2 separate regions of the Homo sapiens genome follow, and region 1 is linked to region 2. A link is a loop called in an ENCODE intact Hi-C map of the cell type or tissue named here. Cell type or tissue: OCI-LY7. All regions are shown on one strand. Links, peaks and the distances in the headings refer to the core of each region. The heading gives the core; the rest is flanking DNA.

Region 1 (5,471 bases), core at 245-5,244, 140 kb after region 2:
CCTCTGTTCTGTGCATCTCTTACCACCGTCTTCATTCCCCCTGTGTCTTTTCCTTACCTTGGAGCTCTGTTCTCTCTGATCTGTGATATTGAGTTTGTCTGCCTCTTACCTGTTCTAAGAGGCTAGAGGAGACCTAGACTTCTGGGTTCACATTTGTCCCCGCCCTACCCCGTTACCCTTCTCCCACTCCTGAGGAAGGGTCCTGGTTAGACTTGGACCAAGTAGGGTCTCCATCTTCTCTCCTGCTCCTGATTCTCATGAAGTCCCATTGCCCCTGGGATGGAGGCAAGGGTCTGTTCTCACAGCTGGGGTGGTGCCAGTGCTGGGTACACACCTGTCCTCTTCCCCTTTTCTTCACCCCTCTGCCTTAGGTGTTCCTGCCCAAATACCGAGGGGACACTGGAGGTGCTAGCAGTGAGGACAGCCTGATGACCAGCTTCCTGCCAGGCCCTAAGCCTGGAGCTCCCTTCCCTAATGGACACGTGGGTGCTGGAGGCAGTGGCCTGCTCCCACCTCCACCCGCGCTCTGCGGGGCCTCTGCCTGTGATGTCTCCGTACGTGTGGTGGTGGGTGAGCCCACCGAGGCCAGGGTGGTTCCGGGCCGGGGCATCTGCCTGGACCTCGCCATCCTGGATAGTGCCTTCCTGCTGTCCCAGGTGGCCCCATCCCTGTTTATGGGCTCCATTGTCCAGCTCAGCCAGTCTGTCACTGCCTATATGGTGTCTGCCGCAGGCCTGGGTCTGGTCGCCATTTACTTTGCTACACAGGTAGTATTTGACAAGAGCGACTTGGCCAAATACTCAGCGTAGAAAACTTCCAGCACATTGGGGTGGAGGGCCTGCCTCACTGGGTCCCAGCTCCCCGCTCCTGTTAGCCCCATGGGGCTGCCGGGCTGGCCGCCAGTTTCTGTTGCTGCCAAAGTAATGTGGCTCTCTGCTGCCACCCTGTGCTGCTGAGGTGCGTAGCTGCACAGCTGGGGGCTGGGGCGTCCCTCTCCTCTCTCCCCAGTCTCTAGGGCTGCCTGACTGGAGGCCTTCCAAGGGGGTTTCAGTCTGGACTTATACAGGGAGGCCAGAAGGGCTCCATGCACTGGAATGCGGGGACTCTGCAGGTGGATTACCCAGGCTCAGGGTTAACAGCTAGCCTCCTAGTTGAGACACACCTAGAGAAGGGTTTTTGGGAGCTGAATAAACTCAGTCACCTGGTTTCCCATCTCTAAGCCCCTTAACCTGCAGCTTCGTTTAATGTAGCTCTTGCATGGGAGTTTCTAGGATGAAACACTCCTCCATGGGATTTGAACATATGAAAGTTATTTGTAGGGGAAGAGTCCTGAGGGGCAACACACAAGAACCAGGTCCCCTCAGCCCACAGCACTGTCTTTTTGCTGATCCACCCCCCTCTTACCTTTTATCAGGATGTGGCCTGTTGGTCCTTCTGTTGCCATCACAGAGACACAGGCATTTAAATATTTAACTTATTTATTTAACAAAGTAGAAGGGAATCCATTGCTAGCTTTTCTGTGTTGGTGTCTAATATTTGGGTAGGGTGGGGGATCCCCAACAATCAGGTCCCCTGAGATAGCTGGTCATTGGGCTGATCATTGCCAGAATCTTCTTCTCCTGGGGTCTGGCCCCCCAAAATGCCTAACCCAGGACCTTGGAAATTCTACTCATCCCAAATGATAATTCCAAATGCTGTTACCCAAGGTTAGGGTGTTGAAGGAAGGTAGAGGGTGGGGCTTCAGGTCTCAACGGCTTCCCTAACCACCCCTCTTCTCTTGGCCCAGCCTGGTTCCCCCCACTTCCACTCCCCTCTACTCTCTCTAGGACTGGGCTGATGAAGGCACTGCCCAAAATTTCCCCTACCCCCAACTTTCCCCTACCCCCAACTTTCCCCACCAGCTCCACAACCCTGTTTGGAGCTACTGCAGGACCAGAAGCACAAAGTGCGGTTTCCCAAGCCTTTGTCCATCTCAGCCCCCAGAGTATATCTGTGCTTGGGGAATCTCACACAGAAACTCAGGAGCACCCCCTGCCTGAGCTAAGGGAGGTCTTATCTCTCAGGGGGGGTTTAAGTGCCGTTTGCAATAATGTCGTCTTATTTATTTAGCGGGGTGAATATTTTATACTGTAAGTGAGCAATCAGAGTATAATGTTTATGGTGACAAAATTAAAGGCTTTCTTATATGTTTATTGGCATGTGTTTCTTTTAGGAGGGGGAAAGACCTGATCTTTCTACAACATTCTTAACTCTCAGTTCAGGGAGCCCTTTGGCTTTTGACAGCTTCACTTCCCAGTGGCCACCAGCAGGTGGAGGCATAGACCAGCACTCTTTGTGTCAATTGCCAATTGTGGGGGGTTGTGCTGCACCTTGGACTGGGGGGTTTCGGAGTTGGGGAGAGGGGGTCAGAAAGAGTCTGAAGTGTGGGGCAATGGTGGCATTTTCCTTCTAAAAGACCCCTGAGTAGGGATGGGCATGATGACTCACGCCTGTAATCCCAGCACTTTGGGAGGCTGAGGCAGGTGGATCACTTGAGGTCAGGAGTTCCGAGACCAGCCTGGCCAACATGATGAAACCCTGTCTCTACTAAAAATATAAAAAATTAGCCAGGTGTGGTGGTGCGTGCCTGTAATCCCAGCTACTCGGGAGGCTGAGGCAGGAGAATCGCTTGAATCCAGGAGGTGGAGGTTGCAGTGAGCCGAGATCGTGCCATTGCACTCCATCCTGGGTGACAAGAGTGAAACTCCATCTCAAAAAATGAAAAAAAAAAAAAAAACCCATAGTGTGGCCAGGAGATGGAACAAGCACCCATCACCCACAGCATGGGAATAGGGAATGCACTTGGCATGTGCACGATGAGGCTTTTGACCCCACTGTGCCTTGGTTCATGCCCCTTCCCCTCTCCTCCACCCTCGTGCCAGGTCCGGTCAAACTCAGAGTCTTCCCTGCCCTGCCATCTCCCCGATGCCTCCAACCTCGACTGGCCTTCCAGTTCCTTAAATTCCCAAGAGTTCAGTTCCGTTAATAACCTGTGCAAGGGCTTGTTTTACCTATTTTAAAAAAATGTTCTACATTTAACTTTTTTGTTACGGAAAATTTCAAATATACACAAGTAGGGAGCCAGATATAAAGAACCAAGCTGCAACAGTTATTAACATTCTGCTGCTTTGTTTCATCTTTCCCTTTCCCCCATCCCCTAGGGTATTTTTAAAGCTGGTGCCAGACAATTTAGTTTCACCTGTATATACTTCTGTATGTGTCTCTAAGAAATAGGACTGAATTTTTAACAACTTGATCACAATACCATGATATCCCACAAAGTATACAATAATTCCTTATCAATTATCCAGTCCATGGACAGTTTTCTCCAATTGCCTCAAAAATTCTTTGGTTGGTTTGAATCAGGAATCAACTGAGATAAACAAATTGTATTTAGTTGCTGTGTGTCTCAGGTTTCTCTTAATCTCTAACAGCTCCTCTATTCTTTCAGTGCTACTTATTGATGAACAATAATTTTTCCTACAGAATTGCCCCCATTCTATATTTGGCTGACCGTATCCTCAGAGTGGTGTTTAAGATGCTCCTCTTGAGCCAGGCACAGATGACTCACGTCTGTGGTCCCAGCACTATGGGAGGCTGAGCCAGGCAGATCACTCAAGCCCAAGAGTTTGAGACCAGCCTGGGCAATGTGGTGAAACCCCATCTCCACAAAAAATAAAAAGATACTCCTCTTTGTCCTCTTTTTTTTTCCCCTGTAAGCTAATAAGAGCTAGGAGGCTTGAATAAATTTAGATAGATTTATTTATTTATTTATTTATTTATTTATTTATTTATTTATTTATTTATTTATTTTTGAGACGGAGTCTCGCTCTGTTGCCCAGGCTGGAGTGCAGTGGCATGATGTCAGCTCACTGTAACCTCCGCCTCCCAGGTTCAAGCAAATTCTTGTGCCTCATCCTCCCGAGTAGCTGGGATTTACAGGCACGCACCACTATGCCCAGATAATTTTTTGTATTTTTTGGTACAGACGGGGTTAACCATGTTAGCCAGGCTGGTCTGGAATTCCTGACCTCAGGTGATCACCCGCTTTGGGCTCCCCAAGTGCTGGGATTACAGGTGTGAGCCACCGTGCCCAGCCAGATTTTTATTTATTTTTTGACAGGACTATTTCATAAGCGGAGCTGTGGAGATGGCATCATCTCATGTGGCACATCATGCCTCACTGTTCCACTTTCAGTGGGTTCAGGTGATGTCAGACTGACCCATCCATTATACGGTTTGTGGGTTTTTTTGGAGACGGGGTCTCACTCTGTCACCCCGGCTGAGTGCAGTGGTGCAATCATAGTTCACTACAGCCTCCACCTCCTGAGCTCAAACAATACTCTTGCCTCAGCCTCCCAAGTAGCTAGGACTACGGTGTGTACCACCACACCAGCTAGTTTTTATCTTTGTAGAGATGTTGCCCATGTTGGCCATTATAAAGTGTCTCATTAACCCTTCTCCTAAACCATTGATGATCATTGCCTAGATTCTATTGCATTAGATATGCAAATTTATGATTTTCTAGTTCTATCACTCCTTAATTACTTATTCGGTATGAGTCTTCCATAAAGAAAATGTTTTCCTCATTCATTATTTGATTATGCTAAAATATGGTTTGTATGGGAAAACTATGATAAATGCTTGATACTATCCCATCACTTACCAATTTTTGGAGTAATCAGATGATGCTCTAACAGCTACCAAAGGTGATCAGTGAGGTTATTGTTTTAAATTAATTATCATTACAAACTTGTGGATTTCATGCATTTGTGTTTCAATCCATTGCAGTTGGTATTGTTGAGGCTCAAGCTGTCCATCTGGGACCTCCTTCCGGATGTTTCCTGTGTTCTTTTGACCACTCCAGTAGCCTTTGATGTTTCCTTGATTTTAGGCACAAGATAGCTCAAGTTCATCTTGTCCATTTCCTGCCCCAGACATGGACTTGGCCATTTCTCAATCTCTGGTGCATGTCAGGGACCACAATCTGAGTACAGGGTTGCTACTAGGTTGGCCTTTTTTTTTTTTTTTTTTTTTTTAGGTCTTTTCAGTGGGCATAGCTAGGAGATGTTTATCTTTCAGAAACAACAAAAAGTAAGTTAATACTGATGTTCCAAGTCAAATTAAATATTGCAGGGTGGCTGGGCACGGTGGCTCATGCCTGTGATCCCAGCACTTTGGGAGGCTGAGGCGAGTGGATCACCTGAGGTCAGGAGTTTGAGACCAGCCTGAGCAACATGGAGAAACCCCATCTCTACTAAAAGTACAAAAATTACCTGGACGTGGTGGCGCATGCCTGTAATCCCAGCTACTTGGGAGGCTGAGGCAGGAGAATCACTTGAACCCGGAAGGTGGAGGTTGCAGTGAGCTGAGATCGTGTCACTGGACTCCAGCCTGGGTGACAAGAGCAAAACTCCATCTCAAAAATATAT
Region 2 (5,281 bases), core at 1-5,000:
GCCAGGATGCCCTGCAGGGATGGGAGAGGAGGCCAGACTTGGCCTCTTAGACACTCAACCTCCTCTTTCTCTGTGTCAGGGCAGCTGATAAACACCAGACAAGGGTGCAGGAGAACAGATGGTAGTTCCAGTAGAGTCACCAACATGGTGTGTGACTTTGACCCTGTTCTTTTACTACCCTGATCCTCAGCGATACAGTTGTAAATTGAGAGGAATGGACCAGGGGTGGTAGTTTTCATGCAGGTGGTTGTAGGATGCTGAGCCTGTGGGGTTTGCATGCCAACCCCACTGGCCACAGAGCTCCACATGGCTCTGTTTTGCATGTTGAGCTTTCTCAAGAAATTCATTTGCATAAAGCATCCCATAGCTTGAAAAACTGTCAAAACCACTGCACTAGATAATCTGTCGGATCCTGTGTAGCCTTGCCATTCCATAATACCATGACACTTTCTCCCTTCTTGTATTATTACATTGTAAAAGCTTTTTATTTTGAAATCATTACAGATTTGTAAGAAGTTCTCAAAAAAAAGGTTCAGAAATCCCATATACCATTACCCAATTTCCCTCCATGGGAAAATAACATTTTGCATAACTTTAGGACAGTATCAAAATCAGGAAATTAGCATTGATGCAATCTGCAGTGCTTATTCAGATTGAACCAGTTTTACATGCACTCGTGTGTGTGTGTGCGTGTGTGTTCGTTCTATGCAGTTTTTATCACAAGTGGAGATTTGTGTGACCACCACTATAACCAAAATACAGAAAACTGTTTCATCACCACAAGGCTCCCTTATGCTATCCCTTTACAGCTAGATCCACCCTTATTATTACATTTTAAATTTTTATAGGTTTGATTTTTGAATAGTCACATAGTTCAAAAATGTTTTAAGGTTCATAGAGAAACCTCAGTGAAAAGTCTTCTTTTCTGTCCTCTTCTTCACAGCCATCTGTTTCTCTCCTTCACAGACCATCAGTATTATCCCTTTCTTGTGTGTCCTTCAAACCTATTCTATATTTATAAAAGTAAACATATATTTTTCTTATTTCCTTCCTCTTTTTTACACACATGTAGTATACTGTACACACTGTCTGCACCCTGCATTTTTCATTTAAGTTTATCTTTGAGATCATTCCATATCAATACATAAAGAGAACAACACCCTGATTTTCTTACAGCTCCATCATATTCTGTGATACACAGACCATAATTTTATTTCGCCAGTCCTGTATTGATTAACACCTATCCCTCCAGCCCCCTCACCCCCAGCTTTAGAAAGGTTGTGTTCGGACATCTTGGCAGGGGCGGGGCTGAGAATCAGCCATATGCTGTTGCCCTGCAGCAGTTAGCCAAGCTGCCACATTCCATTGCTAGTGGGTTCCAGTGCAGCACGTGGTGGGAAGATGGGGGTGGATATGCCAGGGGTCTGTGGTGGAGGTTTTCAGCTCATCCCTTGGCCTGAATTGGAAAGGATGAGCCTCAGTGCCATCACCCATGATGAATACCCTGGAGACATTCTTGCCTCTGCTGTCCTCTCTAGATCTGTGGAGGGCCAGAGCGTGACACTTGATCCCCTGTAAAGGCTCTTATTGATCCCTTTGCCACCTCCTCCCAGCTGTGTGTCCTGGGGCCTGCTCAAGAAGCTGGAATGTGAGGACAGCTGCTACCATTCCCTTCCTAGGGCATGTCCCAAAGGCCTCCTGGCCATGCTCTTTATTTGGGACCCTTCTGCAGCTGCTGGAAAGGGTGTGAAGTTATGGAAGGTAGGGGAGCCAAGGCCGTGGTAGCACAAGACAGCTGTGTGCAGAGCAAGGGAGAATGTGAAGAGTCATCTCTGGCTTCCTTGGAGAGAGGGCAGGATTCTCTCAGGCAGAGCCTAAAATTTAAAAAAAAAAAAAGAGAGAGGACAGGAGAGCAACCAAGATTGCCTAAAAATAGGTATCAGTTCTGGCTTCTGGATCCCTTAAGGGCTGTGGTTCCCGCATCTGGATCCCTTAGGGCAGAATTTTCATACCACAGTATTTACAAAGTATAGTCAAGGGTAAAACCTCCCAGATGACTGACTGTATTAGAGCTTGACCGTCAGAATCTGTTTCATTCTCACGCAGATGCAGTCATTTAGGGAGCCCAAATGTCAGGCACTGTGCAGATTCTAGGAGATTCAGGCCTGCCCCACCGTGGTATTCTAGATCAAGGGCATCGCCAACTTAAAAGCGCATGTAAATCTTGTTAAATGCGGACTCTGACTCAAGAGGTCCAGAGATTTTGCATTTCTAACAAGCACCCAGCTGTTGTTGATGCTGCTGGTCCTGGGCCCACTAGCGAGATTCTGATCTGAGTCATTCTTAATTATCTGTATTAATAGAAGGTAAGCAAGAACACAGATAAAATCAAAGCCACAGATCATGTCAAATGTATTTTGAATTGGTATGCATTGTCTGCTTTATATTAATATTGAGGTGACTTATTCACAATTCAACTTTATTAGGACTAATGTTAAAATAAACTTGCATTCTTTGAGCCCAAACAATGGAAAAGAATGGAATGAAAAGCCACAACAACAGAATGAAAAGGGTCAGGAGGAAGCCAGCTTGGGATGATCATCTGTTACTTAAGACAACCGCCAGCAGCAGCTTCAAACACTATCCTTATACCACTCTGCCGAGAGAAGACATCCCTTTAGGAAAAGCTGACTCCAGCAGCCAGCCCCCTGCCATGCTCCTGGAAAGGCCAACATGGCAGGAATTGGAGTGACCCCAGAATGAGGTGACCCAGAGTTAGAGGCAAGAGGGCTGAGTTTCTGCAACAAGTAGGATTTAGGTCAGGAAGCTCCTTGTTTGGTAAACTTGGGAGCAGAATATAATGCTGATGTGGGTGACCCTGGGTCGTAGCAGCATCTTCCTTTCTAAAGAGCTCTTATTGTGCCTGTTGTCTGCTCAAAGTGGTAATTGTGGGGTGGAGAAACACAGAGAGGTTGCTGGGGTGGAAAGAGGAAGATTAAAAAGTAAGGATTATGGCCAGCCAAGCCCTGTGATGCACTGAATGGGTCTGATCATGTGGCCTCTGGCTCCCCCTGGAGAGAGAGGATGGCTATAGGCTGGGCCCTTTTGTCTCCCCAGGTGCTGATTCTCCTGTACATCGCAGACTGGATGGTGCACTGGATGTGGGGCCGGGGCCTGGACCCGGACAACTTCTCCATCCCATACTTGACTGCTCTGGGGGACCTGCTTGGCACTGGGCTCCTAGCACTCAGCTTCCATGTTCTCTGGCTCATAGGGGACCGAGACACGGATGTCGGGGACTAGCTTGGTCACTCAACATTTTCCCCATCCCTCTGCACTTTCTATTTGAAATTTTTCTTTTGTTCCCCTGTCCCTCCTCCACCCCACACTCCCACCTCTTTCTAGGACTTCACTTTGATACCAAATTCTCATTATTTTCAATGGGAATTTTTATACATTGAGCCAAGTTTGTATAGCAAGAATTTGGGAAACACAGATGGCCTGAGATAAGCAGTACAAGTAGGTTTTTGAGACAATCACCAAGTGCAGTTTCATGGTGGGTGCCTCCAGGTGATGTGGACTGGAGCAGGGGAGTTTTGTCTGGAATCTGGGGACATGGGGTTTGGCTTTAGCAACCTGTCTTGGCCCTAATGAGAAACCCTTTGTAAGTGGGCTCTGGATTTTTGGTTTTGTTTTCTTTTTATCTGTTTTGTTTTATTTTTGGTTTTGGTTGAACAGAGGGACAGAAGAATAAGTAACACTCCCAAACACAGACATACTTTTGTAGAAGTGGACCAACTTCAAAGCTCTGGACAGGAGACACCTGCTCCAGGCCCCTGTGATCCCAGTTCTGTTCTCTTGCCCTCTGGACCTAAGCGTTCCCACTCGCAGAAAGAGTAAGGTGGACTGACTTTTCAATTTGTGCACATGCCTCTTGTTCAATGGCCTGGTCAACATCAACAACCCCTCCCTCTGATCATTTCCAGTTGATTGTCATATCCAGGAAAAAATGGAACAGTGCACTCTTCTCCCTGTTGACCCATGTCCACCTATTGGTTCCCCAAAATCCACATTCTCCCTGGGCCCAAATGACTTTGTCTCCCTGGGCCCAGATTCTTTGTCTCTCTTCAACCTTCATCTCAAATTGTCTCTAAGCACTACCTTCCCCAGAGCTTGCCAGGTTGGGTTTTGAGATTAGGGTCAGGTCATGGGTATGTGGAGAATGGTTTGGAGGTTGAGGACAACCACAGGTGTCTCATTGCTGCCATTTCTCCTGAGGACATAATCACTTGGTCACCTTGGACCCTGTCACTTCCTAAAATTACTCGTTCTGTCATGCCATAGAGGTCAGTTTTCCTCTTTCTTGGCTTCTACCCACAAACATTCACCAATCATTTATTCGTTCATTTAGCAAATATGCAGCCTCCGCAAGATGAGCTCTCCTGCAGACAAGCATGGTCTGAAACATTCTTTGAGCAATATTTATTGAGTGCCTACTATGTGTTAGGTACTGTGCCAGGCACTGATAAGCCAGTGGTAAGGGAAACACAGCTCTAACCTCACCTCATTCTCCAGGTTACAAAGGCCATGTGCCCCTTTGAATCTGGCAGAGAAAGTTTCCTCGTTGTAAGTATTTGCATCTACTTCAAGCCAGATTCTTCTGCCTCTTTCTCCTTTCCAGACCCCTACTCTGTGCAGTGCTGACCACAGCTAGAGCCACCGCCCCATTGCTCAACCAGTATTTATTTCCCTAAACGACCCTTCCTCACATTCCCTTCCCTCCACCTCTCCTTACCAAGCACCCAAAAGAGGATTTAGAACTAGCAGGGTGGACATCATCTGGTTGTTTCTACTTTTCTCTGCCTAGCACAAAATTGGGAGAAAACTGGAGCCTCCATCCGCAGTCACACGTGTACAGATCTGGGGATTTGGATGTAGGCTTTTTCTAACTTCTCTCTCAGAAGCTTCTACAGAAACCCTTCCATCTGTAGCCTCAAGGGCCCACCTCCAAGGGAAGGCTTAGGCAATGATCCTGTTTCTACCAACACTGCACCTTATCCCAGGAACCTGCCCTAGACCTCCAGAGACCATATTTTCTCTCCCTCCATTTCTACCCAGACCTCCAGGCCTCCTTCTGGAATCATAGAACCGTAGAATTGGAAGGAATTTTAGAGGTTTTCTAGTTGGAGTTGTGTCCAACAGAATTCATTAACACCAGCCTGGGCTTGTTTTTCCTCCTCCCTCTGGACTTTTTTCATCTTTTCCTCCACCTCAAAAAATA

What was found. Peaks named below come from ENCODE experiments on the same cell type or tissue, not always from the same donor. Only the 100,000 strongest peaks of a DNase experiment are listed, where the experiment ranks them.
Region 1: a loop joins it to region 2, with 6 times the contacts of the local background. A loop is called at or near these places in 14 of 110 quality-filtered maps.

What each region holds. Positions count from the first base shown.
Region 1 is chr1:205,654,572-205,660,042 of GRCh38, reverse strand. It overlaps SLC45A3 (solute carrier family 45 member 3), which reads left to right. Exons shown (of 5, transcript NM_033102.3): 5 at 372-2,192. The coding sequence ends at 809. Among named protein-coding and RNA genes, the nearest start is that of SLC45A3, 23 kb to the left of the region's middle. In OCI-LY7, for the core only: CTCF peaks have their summits at 758, 974, 2,081 and 2,293 (motif pointing right); DNase peaks (open chromatin) are centred at 932 and 2,312.
Region 2 is chr1:205,789,555-205,794,835 of GRCh38, reverse strand. It overlaps SLC41A1 (solute carrier family 41 member 1), which reads left to right. Exons shown (of 11, transcript NM_173854.6): 11 at 3,118-5,281. The coding sequence ends at 3,303. Among named protein-coding and RNA genes, the nearest start is that of RAB29, 17 kb to the right of the region's middle. RefSeq lists an enhancer at 3,145-3,204. In OCI-LY7, for the core only: CTCF peaks have their summits at 2,864 and 3,070 (motif pointing left); a DNase peak (open chromatin) is centred at 3,065.